Linked DNA regions of Homo sapiens: all the other regions are linked to region 3. Evidence: chromatin contacts called from ENCODE Hi-C or POLR2A ChIA-PET data. All regions are on one chromosome and are shown on one strand. The core of a region is the stretch at or near the end of the contact, and the rest is flanking DNA. Distances in the headings are between cores, read along the strand shown. Region 1 has its middle 18 kb from the start of C10orf55. Region 2 holds the start of NDST2 (N-deacetylase and N-sulfotransferase 2). Region 3 holds the start of COMTD1 (catechol-O-methyltransferase domain containing 1). Region 4 holds the start of VCL (vinculin).

Evidence for each region. A loop is a pair of places that touch in the nucleus more often than their neighbours do. ChIA-PET counts read pairs that join two places held with the same protein, here RNA polymerase II (POLR2A). Pooled maps may share reads with other maps.
Region 1: a loop to region 3 is called in a pooled map, with 5 times the contacts of the local background. The contact joins the enhancer-like site here to the promoter of COMTD1 in region 3. A Hi-C loop is called at or near these places in 2 of 37 single-sample maps with no recorded cell type and 4 of 50 pooled maps. POLR2A ChIA-PET finds 5 or more read pairs at or near these places in 1 of 52 experiments (naive thymus-derived CD4-positive, alpha-beta T cell).
Region 2: a loop to region 3 is called in a pooled map, with 35 times the contacts of the local background. The contact joins the promoter of NDST2 here to the promoter of COMTD1 in region 3. A Hi-C loop is called at or near these places in 1 of 37 single-sample maps with no recorded cell type and 9 of 50 pooled maps. POLR2A ChIA-PET finds 5 or more read pairs at or near these places in 1 of 52 experiments (AG04450).
Region 4: a loop to region 3 is called in a map of naive thymus-derived CD4-positive, alpha-beta T cell, with 6 times the contacts of the local background. The contact joins the promoter of VCL here to the promoter of COMTD1 in region 3. A Hi-C loop is called at or near these places in 2 of 168 maps with a recorded cell type or tissue (both naive thymus-derived CD4-positive, alpha-beta T cell), 2 of 37 single-sample maps with no recorded cell type and 14 of 50 pooled maps. POLR2A ChIA-PET finds 5 or more read pairs at or near these places in 1 of 52 experiments (activated CD4-positive, alpha-beta T cell).

The regions. Positions count from the first base shown.
Region 1 is chr10:73,939,051-73,942,259 of GRCh38, forward strand. No RefSeq gene overlaps it. Among named protein-coding and RNA genes, the nearest start is that of C10orf55, 18 kb to the left of the region's middle. RefSeq lists an enhancer at 1,655-1,814. Within about 2 kb of position 1,725, at least 22 of the 41 ENCODE cell types and tissues checked have a DNase peak (open chromatin) inside an H3K27ac peak, as active enhancers do.
Region 2 is chr10:73,810,000-73,813,212 of GRCh38, forward strand. It overlaps NDST2 (N-deacetylase and N-sulfotransferase 2), which reads right to left and starts at 1,599. Exons shown (of 15, transcript NM_003635.4): 1 at 1,475-1,599; 2 at 800-904. It overlaps CAMK2G (calcium/calmodulin dependent protein kinase II gamma), which reads right to left. Exons shown (of 23, transcript NM_001367534.1): 23 at 2,502-3,213. It overlaps NDST2-ZSWIM8-AS1 (NDST2-ZSWIM8-AS1 readthrough), which reads right to left and starts at 1,821. Exons shown (of 18, transcript NR_182658.1): 1 at 1,475-1,821; 2 at 800-904. RefSeq lists silencers at 1,034-1,103, 1,404-2,113.
Region 3 is chr10:75,234,572-75,237,503 of GRCh38, forward strand. COMTD1 (catechol-O-methyltransferase domain containing 1) reads right to left here and starts at 1,386. Exons shown (of 7, transcript NM_144589.4): 1 at 1,264-1,386; 2 at 1,045-1,172; 3 at 696-801; 4 at 489-607; 5 at 367-421; 6 at 39-172. The coding sequence starts at 1,357. RefSeq lists silencers at 115-344, 505-794, 925-1,004, 1,165-1,304, 1,340-1,634.
Region 4 is chr10:73,996,782-73,999,702 of GRCh38, forward strand. It overlaps VCL (vinculin), which reads left to right and starts at 1,335. Exons shown (of 22, transcript NM_014000.3): 1 at 1,335-1,594. The coding sequence starts at 1,427. RefSeq lists silencers at 944-1,303, 1,634-1,683 and enhancers at 1,364-1,563, 1,636-2,287.

The sequences.
Region 1 (3,209 bases), core at 475-2,974, 1.3 Mb before region 3:
GTCTCAAACTCCTGACCTCAGATGATCTGCCCACCTCAGCCTACCGAAGTGCTGGGATTACAGGCATGAGCCACTGCACCCGGCCTAGAAAATTTTTTAATCTACCTATAATCTTGAAGGCTCTGTACCCCATTCCCCATTTTGAGTTGTCCCCCCTTTCTGGATCTAACCAATGTACATCTTAAATGTGTTGACTGATGTCTCATGCCTCCCTAAAATGTATAAAACCAAGCTGTGCCCCTACCACCTTGGGCACATGTTCTCAGGGTCTCCTGAGGGCTGTATCACAAGCTATGGTCACCCATATTTGGCTCAGAATAAATCTCTTCAAATATTTTACACAGTTTGACTCTTTTCGTCAACTCTCTCTCTCTCTCTGCGTGTGTGTGTGTGTGTGTGTGTGTGTGTGTGTGCCACCACACCCGGCCAACATTTTTAAAAATAATAATAAATAAAAAAAATAATAAAATAATAAAACGGGGCCAGGCGCGGTGGCTCACGCCTGTAATCCCAGCAATTTGGGAGGCGGACGCAGGAAGATCGCTTAAGCCCAGGAGTTCGAGACCAGCCTAGGCAACAAAGTGAGACTTTCTCTCTACAAAAAATACAAAATACAGCTTTGGGCATTTTTTCTTTTTTTGAGATAGGGCCTGGCTTTGTCACCCAGGCTGGAGTGCAGTGGGTCATCACCACTCACTGCAGCCTGGACCTACTGGGCTGAAGTGATCCTCCCACCTCAGCCTCCCAAGTAGCTGAGACTACAGGCATGCGCCACCATGCCCAGCTAATTTTTGTATTTTTTGTGGAGATGGTGTCTCATTTTGTTGCCCAGGTTGGTCTCGAACCCCCGAACTCAAGTGATCCTCCTGCCTCAGCCTCCCCAAGTGCTGAGATTATAGGCGTGAGCCACCATGCCTGGCTTTCTTTTACTCATTTATTTATTTATTTGGGTGTGGGGGTCACAGCTTTGACTTGCTAAGTATACACATTTGAGATATACCACACTTTCAGTAACTTTGTTTTGGCATTAAAAATCTGTATCTATCTATATCTAGAGCTTTGAAAGGGAAGTAATAAACATTTTTTTTTTTTTTGAGACAGAGTCTTGCTCTGTCGCCCAGGCTGGAGTGCAGTGGCTAGATCTGGGCTCACTGCAAGCTCCGCCTTCTGGGTTCACGCCATTCTCCTGCCTCAGCCTCCCGAGTAGCTGGAACTACAGGTGCTCGCCACCACGCCCGGCTAATTTTCTTTGTATTTTTTAGTAGATACGAGGTTTCACCATGTTAGCCAGGATGGTCTCGATCTTCTGACCTCGTGATCCGCCCGCCTCGGCCTCCCAAAGTGCTGGGATTACAGGCGTGAGCCACTGCGCCCGGCCAACATTTTTTAAAATAATAAAACGGGGCCAGGTGCGGTGGCTCACGCCTGTAATCCCAGCACTTTGGGAGGCCGACGCGGGAAGATTGCTTGAGCCCAGGAGTTTGAGACCAGCCTGGGCAACAAAGTGAGACTTTGTCTCTACAAAAAATACAAAATAAAAATAAAACGGAAGGAGTCTGGCTCAGTCTTCACCTCTGAGAAGGGTAAGGAGAGCTCCAAACCGGAGCCTGAGAGCGCCTGTCCCCACTGGGCACTTGGACTGAGCGTCAAGAACCGAGGGCGGCCCGTGGGAGTCTTCCTTCCGCGGCCCGGGCGCGGTTCTGGCTTCATCTGCATCGCTCTGGCGGCCCCTGCTGGGCTGGCGGTGAAAGGCGACCCGGGATGGGGCGGTGCCCCGAGCTCTGGCTGGAGTAGGAGACACTGCGTGGGGGTGGCCTGGTGGGCAGCACGAAGACGTTGGGCTCAAGGGGACTCAAAGAAGACAAGCTCTGTTTACCGCACGGTTGTTTATTGCCACGCTGTGGGCTAAGGGATTGTTCTGAAAGTGCTGCTGAGGAAGGGGGCAAGTCCAGGTCTGAGGGCAAGACTGCTGAGCCCAGGGAGGGAAATGTCCGATTGCTGGGTGGGAATTCATGACCCTATTTCTTCTCTTCTCCTTCCCGGCTCCACGTGGTGACCATAAAGGGCCTGGCCTCTCTGAGCAGGGCAGCCATCCTCCTCCGTGCAGCTGGTTGGGGTCATGAACTCTGATTCAGAAAGAGGGAGCAGGATTTCTTGCTAAGACCTCCTGGCCGAAGTCAAATTCTCTGACCTGCTTTTACTGAAAAGCCTTGTTCTGAGGGCATACAGGAGCCTCAATCAACCATTTAATAAAAATGCTTCCTCACCGTCCTCATGGTCTTTATCCCTCTGGGGTGGAAGGTAGGATTCAGGGCCCCAAACCTTTCCCTGAGCATACTGGTTACCCAGTGGGTCCTAGTGAGTATTTGAGATAAAAATAGCTTATGGGAGCCTGTGGCTTAGTGCAGCTGCCATGGCTAGTGCCTTGACCAAAGGTGGTATCAGGTGATTTGGAAAATAGAGCCTTTTGGGTCTGGCAAAGGCTCACTTCAAATAGACAGAGGTTTTAGTCACTGTGAGTCAAGCAGTTTATGCCACCACAGCTTGCTGGCGCCCCTTCACCCATTCTCATCCAATGTATTGCAAATGGAAACTTTAAACTGGAAAAAGCAGCTTTTTATATATGACCACTTTTTTTTAAATTCTTTTTTGAGACAGGGTCTTCCTCTGTCACCCAGTCTGGAGTGCCGTGGTACCATCTCGGCTCACTTCAACCTCCGCCTCCTGGGCACAGGTGATCCTCCCACCTCAGCCTCCCGAGTAGCTGGGATTACAGGTGTGTGCCACCACGCCTGGCTAATATTTGCTACTTTTAGCAGAGGTGGAGTTTCACCATGTTGCCCAGGCTGGTCCTGAACTCCTGGGCTCAAGTGATTTACCCACCTCAGCCTCCCAAAGTGCTGGGATTATAGGTGTGAGCCACCACTCCCAGCCATAGCCACTTCTTTATATATGGTTCTTCATATTTGTGTGTGAAGTTTTGAGTCCTTAGGTCGCTAGTGGTAGCAGCCTTCCCAGATTCTGTCATCTTTCTCTTGTTTTGTACATGACCCAGAGCCTATTAATAGGGAACCGTGGCCAAGCTAAGCCCTTAGGCTCACGAAGCAGGTTCAGAGGTCCCTGAGTCCTACCCTCCTCCACTCTCAGGCCCGGCATTGGCCTGACAGGTTGACTGCCCAGACCCTTGCCATGGCTGTGGATTCAGCCAC
Region 2 (3,213 bases), core at 349-2,848, 1.4 Mb before region 3:
TCTGTTCTTTTTCTTAAATCGACTGCTTCTGTAAGCTTTATTGTCACTATCCCCACTCAGCCTCCTTGTAAGGCTGGCAATCCCTCTCTACCACCCACCCCCAAACACACATCTCAGGGGTGATAAGGCAGAGCTGAGGTCCTTCAGAATTGACAGAGATGATTTAAAAACAGTTCAGGACAGGCGTGGTGCCTCACGCCTGTAATTCCAGCACTGTGAAAGGCCGAAGCGGGTGATCACTTGAGGTCAGGAGTTCGAGACCAGCCTGGCCAACATGGTGAAGCCCCGTCTCTACTAAAAATACAAAAATTAGATGGGCATGGTGGTGGGCGCCTGTAGTCCCAGCTACTCAGGAGGCTGAGGCAGGAGAATCACTTGAACGTGGGAGGCGGAAATTGCAGTGAGCTGAGATTGTGCCACTGTACTCCAGCCTGGGTGACAGAGCTAGACTCCAGCTCAAAAAAAAATAAAAATAAAAATAAAAATAAAACAGTTCAGCTTTGGCCTAGGTAAAACGACACGAGAAGACAGCTGGGGGAGAGGATCAAAATGGTGACGGGAAGGGGTGAATGCTAAGAATGTGATGCAACTTTAGAGAAAACATTGTAGTGAGGAGGTCACTGACGGGAAGTTGATACTCAGGGTGTATCATCCCGTATTTGAGAAATTACAACTTGCCAGCCATTCTTCTAAGAGCTTCACATATATTTAATCTTCACACCAGCCCTAAGAGGTAGGGAAAAGGTACATGCTCCATTATCCCCATTTCACATATGAGTAACTCAGAGAAGCTTAGAACCTTGCCCAGGATCACACAGCTCAGTTGGTGGGAGGGCTGGGATTCGACGTCAGGCCTGTCAAGCTCCAGAGCCGCGTTCTTAGCCGCTGCATTTTAGCTTCATACCTGGAAGAAGCAGCAAGGTTTAGGGAAGGGGCGCCGGGAGCGCCGCAGGCCGGGCCAGTGAACACTGAGGGCCAGCAGGGCTGGGCGGGGTGGGTGTGTGCGGGAGATCTCTGAGGACGGCGAAGCCAGACGGGGGCCGGGGCCGGGCCCGGGCTTGGGGAGGCCGGGACGGCCGGAGCAGCGGCGCGGAGGCTGCGGGCGCCGAGGGGGCCCGGGGCTGGCGGGTGGAGGGGCCCCGCCGAGAGGAGACGGGGGCACAGGTGGATGCGAAGAGCGCACCGGATGTGGGACACCAAAGGGGAAGGGGCCACAGGCGCGCGGCGGCGACTCCGGGGTGACATCGAGACAGCCTCTGGGCTGGGAGAGCCCTGCGGGAAGAAGGGAGCCCGCCCGGTCCGGAGGGGAGCGAGGCGGTTCTGAGGGAGGCCGGCGGAAAGGACCCGGGGCGCGGCGCACGCTGGGCCGCCCGGGACGACCCTGCGGGTGGTGATGGTGGCAACATCCAAGGGAGTCTGTTGGGGGGGCCTGAGCGCGACCGTGGGCGGGGGGGTCTCCTCAGGGGCGGCTCACCCGGAGGACTGGGCGGCGTCCCCGCTGTCCCCGGGCTCCGCCGCGTCCCGGGGCTGCCCGGCTTCCCTGCTTTCGGGGCCACGGGCCGCGTCGCGGCTGCTCCGCCATCTCCGAGCGAACGCTCTGCCGCAGCCTGGCCCAACCACCGCTCCCACCGGGGGAGGCGGCGCGCCGCCGCTGGTGGCACCCGCTCGGATCCACCGGCTCCGGCCCTAGCAGCCGCGCGACCTGGGTTCCGGGAAATCAAGCGGCCCTCCGCAGTGCCGGGCCGAGCCGCGGCCTCCGAGACGGCGGGCTCCGCGCCCCGCCCGCGGAAGCGCACCCCCTCCTCTCCGCGCGATGGCACTGCCGGCCGAGCGTCGGGGACCACGACTTCGGAGCAGGGGCGGGCTCAGGCCTGGGCTCATCCACTCAGCCCCGCGGAGGGGGAGCCGGGCCGGCCCACTCGGGGGAGGGGAGGAGTAAGAGGCGGAGCGGCCTAACCGGAGGCGGGACCAGGGGCGGGGCGAGGCCCTCAGCCGGCTCCCAGGGCACTCACCCTCCCTCCCCGCCCCGCGTCGCCTGCGCAGCACCGAGCGCTGTTTGGAGGCTGTTTATGAGAAGTTTTTTTTTTTTTTTTTTTTTTTTTTTTTTTTTTTTGAGACGGAGTCTCACTCTGTCGCCTGGGCTGGAGTGCAGTGGCGCGACCTCGGCTCACTGCAACCTCCCCCTCCCAGGTTCAAGCGATTCTCCTGCCTCAGCCTTCCGAGCAGCTGGGATTACAGGCGCCCGCCACTATGCCCAGCTAAATTTTTTGTATTTTTTAGTAGAGACGGGGTTTCACCATATTAGCCAGGCTGGTCTCGAACTCCTGACCTCGTGATTCGCCCGCGTCGGCCTCCCAAAGTACTGGGATTACAGGCATGAGGAAGTTTTATTCTCAAAAGTACCCAAAGGGAGTAGGAGGAGGTACTCTCTCCAACCTGGTAAGCCAGGCTGCTAAAATCTACGCCTCTGGCCGTAAACCTCCAACAGCAGTAACACAATGGACTGTTTAAAGGTTATTTTATTAAATATTTTCAGTTCAAGGTTTCATTGTAACAAAGCTATGAAGGGTCTACCAACATTCAGAACAAACACTATTTTTAAATTATTTCTATGTTGTCATGCAAAAATTCTGCATCAAATGCCTTCCGTTTCTTGTTTAAAAGGTGATTTTTTAATAGTCTATTGTCTATAGATGCTGACATTAGCCCCAGAAGAGGAGTAAGAATGCTAAGAAGTGGGGCTGGAGCAGCCATATGAAGCTATGGGTCTCAATGAATTCTAAGACCATTTGTCTTCAAGCCAGCAAAACGAAACCCTGTGGTGAAGGGATTTGCGTGCTGGCACTGCAGACTGCAGGGCAGGAAAGGGCTAGGGCCCAGGGGCTGGGACATGCATGAGGTGCTCGGAGGAGCCTGGCTAAATCCAAGCACCAGCACCTGTGAGTCTGCTCTCTTCTCAGCTGGCTCCCAAGTAAACCTGTAGCTTTGCCTCTTCTCCCAGCTCTCGTGCCTCCTGAAGGTAGTCCAGGGAACTGGAATCTACCCACCTTTCCCCCAAAAGTGGAGATGTTTGTGCAGATAAATCTGCAGCGTTGTTTTGAGGGAAACCAAGGCCATGACCAATTGCTCCTCCATTATCTTCTTTGCTATCTGCTTAGGGTATAGATCTCTTCCTCCTGGAATGGAACTCCTTGAGCACAGAGAGGGACAATG
Region 3 (2,932 bases), core at 136-2,635:
ACAGGGTGCTTTCTCCTCCCCCGCAGTGGATCCCTTACTCTGAGGACGGCGAGGATGCCTCCGGGTCGCAGCAGCTGCAGGCAGCGCTCGTAGTAGGCGGAGCAGTTCTCCTTGTCCGCATCCACCACGGCCACGTCGAAGGTGCCGGCCTCGCCCGCCGCCAGCAGCTCGTCTTGCGGGGGGAGGGAGGGCAGGTGCGGCTGAGTCCGCGGCCCCGGCGGCCCTGAGGCCCCTCCCAGGCCGGCCCGGGCTCTGTGACAACCGGCCCTGCCCTTAACCTGCCCGGCAGGCCCAGTCACAGCTCGGCCACACAGCAGCCTCGTTTGCAATGAATGGCTTCAAAGCCCTTCCCGCTTCGGTGCTCACCCAGGGTCTCCAAGGCGGGCTTCAGCCGGAGGTCGATCTTGTGCTCCGCCTCGGCCTGCGGAGGGAGCGGGTCAGCCGTTGCGCCCCCGCCTGGGGCTGCAGAGCTAGGCGCGGGCGCTCACCTGCCTCCACAGGGGCCGTCCCAGCTCCGGGGGCTGCGCGTCCACCTCGCAGGTCACCACGCGCCCGTCCGCGGGCAGCGCCAGGGCCAGGGCCAGGGCGGAGTAGCCCGTGAAGGTGCCTGGGACCAGGACACAGACGGGCTCAGCCCAGAGTGGGGGTCGGCCCGGAAACCTCGGCCCTCCGGGATCCCGGCCGCGTGCCCCTACCCAGGTCCAGCGCCTTCTTGGCCTGGATGAGCCGCGCCAGGTTGGCCAAGAGCTGGGCCTGCTCGCAGGTCATCATAGAATCCCCCTGCGGCTGCTCCAGGGTCAGCTGCGTGAAAGGAGAGGGTGGCACCAGCCATGCAGGTCACCCACCTTCGCCCTGGGGGTCCCAAGCCCCAGGGGCGCGGTTCTGGGCGTGGCCTGGGGGACTGGCCCTTCGGAACGCCCACCGCACCCGGCCCAGGGAAGCCGGAAGCCCAGGGAGGGCCAGGGCCCAGCCCAAGGTCACACAGCCACGTGGGACCCGCAGGGGTCGAGAGGGACGCCCGTTTCCGTCCCGCGCCCTGCTGACCAGCCTCAGGCTTCGCAGCGCCGGGTGCTCCCGCATGGAGCGGCTCAGAAGATACTGCCACAGGCGGCTGTCCTCGGGGGGAAGCAGGCACTGCTCTCGCCGGCCTCGCCATGGGGGGCACCGCCTCCCTGACGGGGAGAGGGTGTTGGATTAACCTGAGCCACGCCGCGCCCTACTCTGCGCCCGCCCACCCGCCCGCCGGGACCAGGTCCTGCTCACCCAGGAAGAGGCCAGTGGCGAAGGCGGCGCCCAGTGCGGCTGAGCCCAGGGCCAGCGCGGCGGGCACGGAGAGCCGGGGCACCGGCTGGGTCATGGCGCGGGCAGGAGGCGGCGGGAGGCAGTGACAGGTCACGTGAGCTGGAGCTCCTGGGACAGGTCTCGGACTCGCGGGCCCGCCGGGCTCCACCTTGTCGGGGCACTACCCGCGGAGCCGCGGTCTCGGGCATCATCTGGCGGCCACACAGCCTTACTGCAAGCCCCGCCCGAGAGAGCCGGGCGCGATCTGGTGGCCGCGCCGGGAACTGCGCCCCTGCGGGGAGCAGGCCAAGCGCCTAGATCTGAATTTTCCCGCCTGTGCCCGCAGTCCAGGTGCCTGCCTCCATTCCCCTCCTGCCAATGCTTTTTTCTCCTCGCCACCATTTATTCTGAGGCCCCTTGGGGGCATATGTGAATTGTGTATGGAGGGCGCCAGTGTAAGTTACAAGATAGTCACAAGTACAAGAGATAGAGATTAAAGGGGGAAGGCCTCCTGGACAAGATGCCCCAAAGCATCAGGCTGAAGGAGTGAGGGAACTGGTTTGAGGGCATGCAGCCTCGAATTGGGGTTCAGGAGCCCTGGGGTGGGCCTGTGGAACTGAGACCATATTCTTAGCTGTTAAAATCCTGCTTTTGGGGGCCAGATGGATACGAGTGTCTAATCTTGGTCCTGCCAGTCTCTCTGAGCCTCAGTTTCCTTCCTGTAAAATGAGGCCTACAATCTTACCATAAAAGGCACCAGATCCCACAGCTTCGCACACAGTAGCACAATACATAAGTGGCAGCTGCTGTTATGTTGGTAGGTTGGAATGAAGACATCTTGGGGAGAAAGCCGGTGAAGCTCCCTTGCAAGGTTGTTCTGTTGAAACACTGTCCAGAGAACACTGATTGAACCCCTACCATGCGCCAAACTCCGGAGGAGGTGAAAGACGCTGACGCTGTCCTTTTTTTTTTTTTTTTTGAGACTGAGTCTCGCTCTGTCACCCAGGCTGGAGTGCAGTGGCACAATCTGGTCTCACTGCAACCTCCACCTCCTGATTCAAGCGATTCTCCTGCCTCAGACTCTGGAGTAGCTGGGACTACAGGCACGCACCCCTACACCCAACTAATTTTTGTATTTTTTGTAGAGACGGGTTTTGCTATTTTGGCCAGGCTGGTGTCAGACTCCTGGCCTCAAGTGATCTGTTTGCCTCGTCCTTCCAAAGTGCTGGGATTACAGGCCTGAGCCATTGTGCCTGGCGTTGGTGTTCTTTTTTTTTTTTTTGGCAAGGTCTCTGGCAAGGCTGAAGTGCAGTGGCAAGATTACTGCTTATTGCAGCATCGAGCTCCCAGGCTCAGCAATCCTCTTGCCTCAGCCTCCCAAGTAGCTGGGACCACAGGCGGTCACCACTGTGCCCAGCTAATTTAAAAAAAAAAATTTTTTTTTTAAAGAGAAGGGGTCTTACTATGTTGTCCAGGCTGGTCTCGAACTCCTGGCTTTAAGTGATCCTCCTGCCTCAGCCTCCCAAAGTGCTGGGATTACAGGTGTGAGCCCCCGTGCCTGGCCTCTGGTTGGTATTCTTAGTGAAGCTGGTTTCAGAGATGCAGGTCACACACAGCTGGCGGGTGGCCTAAGCTTCACGACTTCTGCCTC
Region 4 (2,921 bases), core at 85-2,584, 1.2 Mb before region 3:
TTTTTTTTTTTTTTTTTGAGACAGAGTCTTGCTCTGTCGCCCAGGATGGAGTGTAGTGGCGCGATCTCCGCTCACTGCAAGCTCCGCCTCCCGGGTTCACGCCATTGTCCTGCCTCAGCCTCATGAGTAACTGGGACTACAGGCGCCCGCCACCACGCCTGGCTATTTTTTTTGTATTTTTAGTAGATACGGGGTTTCACCGTGTTAGACAGGATGGCCTAGATCTCCTGACCTCGTGATCCGCCCGCCTCAGCCTCCCAAAGTGCTGGGATTACAGGCGTGAGCCATCGCGCCCGGCCTGGAAGATGTCTTATACAAAGCGTGAGGGAACTGGATAATTTGGTCTTACCTATCAAAATATAAAATGCATATACTTTTGCGTTTTTCTCTTTCCTGGTAGGCATTTGCGCTAGATAAATACACAGATGCACAGCACAGGGGTAAGTACAATTCATGCAGAATTGTTTTTTAATAGTGAAAACCAGGACCCAACCCAAGTCCATGAGTAGGAAATTGGTTCTGTAAATAGTTTTATTTCATGCAATGGAATATCATGCAGTCATTAAGAAGAATGAGGTAGACCTCTACCAGCAGTGAAAGATAAGGGCATTTTAATCAAGGGCAATCATACCTAGTTCCAGGAAAATGTTTATTAATCTCATTTAGTTAGAAAATATATATGTAGAAGTGAATCTATAGACAAGTCTAGAAGGCTACACACCCAGCTGTTAAACAGAATGTCTTTGAGGAGGGCAGGGGGCGGAGTCTGCGTTTACGTGAATGGGACGCTGCTGTTTCTCAGTGCACCTCTGCTGTTTGAATCTTTTACTAAAAACCTTCCCATGCATTGCTGGGAGGGAATGGAAGGAGTATTTTGAGGGTTTCGTGTGAAGGGAAAAGTTGAGGAGGGGACGTGGGAGACCCCTTGGTCTCATCAAACTCTAGCGCCGCTTGAGGTGAGGAGACCCCGCCCCGCTGAGGTGATTCTGCAGAGGGGCGGAGCCCCCCAGATCCGAGGCGGGAGGCGGCCCGGGGGCGGGACCAGCCGGCTCCAGCGGCCCGCTCCGCTCCCACCATGCCCTTATAAGGAGCGCCCGGCGTTAGGGCTCGGGAATCCGGTAGCAATCCCGGCGGCTCAGCCCCAATCCCAGGCCCCTCCCTTAGGAATGGGGGAGGGGCGGGGTTTGGCGGCGCGGTGGCTGGGGCGGAGCATCTCGAAAAGGGACCAGTAGGAGTGGCGGCCCAGGTCTGAGCTGCGCTGCCATTGGGCGCGGCGACGAGAGGGGGCGGGGAGCCCGTGAGGCTGGTTACGCCGAGGGAAGCCCCGACTCCGTAGTCGCTGCACAGTCTGTCTCTTCGCCGGTTCCCGGCCCCGTGGATCCTACTTCTCTGTCGCCCGCGGTTCGCCGCCCCGCTCGCCGCCGCGATGCCAGTGTTTCATACGCGCACGATCGAGAGCATCCTGGAGCCGGTGGCACAGCAGATCTCCCACCTGGTGATAATGCACGAGGAGGGCGAGGTGGACGGCAAAGCCATTCCTGACCTCACCGCGCCCGTGGCCGCCGTGCAGGCGGCCGTCAGCAACCTCGTCCGGGTGAGCGCGCAGGGCCTGGCGCGGGAGCGGGCGCGGGAGGTATCCCCGGGGCCCCGGCCCGCGTCGCGGCTGCCTGTGGCCGGCTCGCTGGCCGTGGCTTTCCGCGTGGGTTCCGGAGCCAGGCGCCGAGGGTTCGAATGGCCTCTTCTCCGCCCTGTGACCTTGAGCGAGTCCTGAGCCTCTCCGGGCCTCAGTGTCCTCATCTATAAAATGGGAGCAGTCATGAAAAAGGCTGCCTTGCGGGCTTGTCGTGAAGATATGGCGAGGTATTATTCGTGGAGTGCCTCGCGCGGCGTGTGGCCCACAGCAGACACCCAATAAATGAGAGTTGCTGGGATGTCCGAGGGTCCCTGCCCCGCGCAGGCTTCGCCCCCACGTTGACTTCCTCGCTCTCAGCGCCTTTTAGGCCTCCTCGATCTGGCTGTGCGGGGGAGGGAGAGCGGGCCTTCCCACGGATCCCTTGCCTTCTCTTCTAGGGATCCTTATTTGAGCCACGTTGTCCTCCTTTCTAATACTTCTGCCCCTCACCCTGAGACCCGCCTCGCCCACCCCCGCTCCCCAGAGCTCCCTGTATTCCGCCCTTTTATTCACTTGCCTCACTCTCTGTCGCCTCCTCCTCCCTCCTGGGCATTTTACTTATGCTCACTCCTCTGGCACTCTCACACCTTTATGCAGTCATTCGTGACCACAAGCCCGGTTTTTCCTTCCGCTCAGCCCTGCTGCCCTTCCTTTCATTCCCTCCTGTGGACATTTTCACCTGGCGTTACCTGCTGTCAAACGGCCTCCTCCCACTGGGGCCTTTCTAGACTCGGGGGCCCTCCTTGGCCCCTCCTCCTGGCAGGAAGCAAGATGGAGCTGTTGGGAGAGGCCTGTGGAATCTGGGATCTGCCGCCCCTGCCGGAGAGAAGGCTGGGGCATCCGCTCCCCATCCACAACTTTCCTGGTGGCTCTGCAGACCCCTGTAACCCACAGCTGTGACTCATAACCGAGGTGATTCCTGGAGGAGGTGGAGCCCACGTCTGAAATGGGAAAAAAGAGGTGCTGAGACCAGTCTCCCAAGACTCCCCTGGCTAATGTCACACTTTTCTTTCCCACCCTGGGTGGGTGACTCAGACTGGTCCTGCTTGTGAGGAACAATTTTGGAAAAAGTTCATACTGCTCCCCCACTGAGCTGTGTAAATAGTGTGTGTCAGGGCAGTTGGGCGGCAACTGTGGGTCTGTCTGGGTGGGGCTTGGGTTACTTTTCTGATTTGAGCACTTTAGTGCACTTAGAGGCTCTTTAGCAGCTGAAAGTCTTCCTCAGTCTTCAGGGGTCCCTGGACTGTCT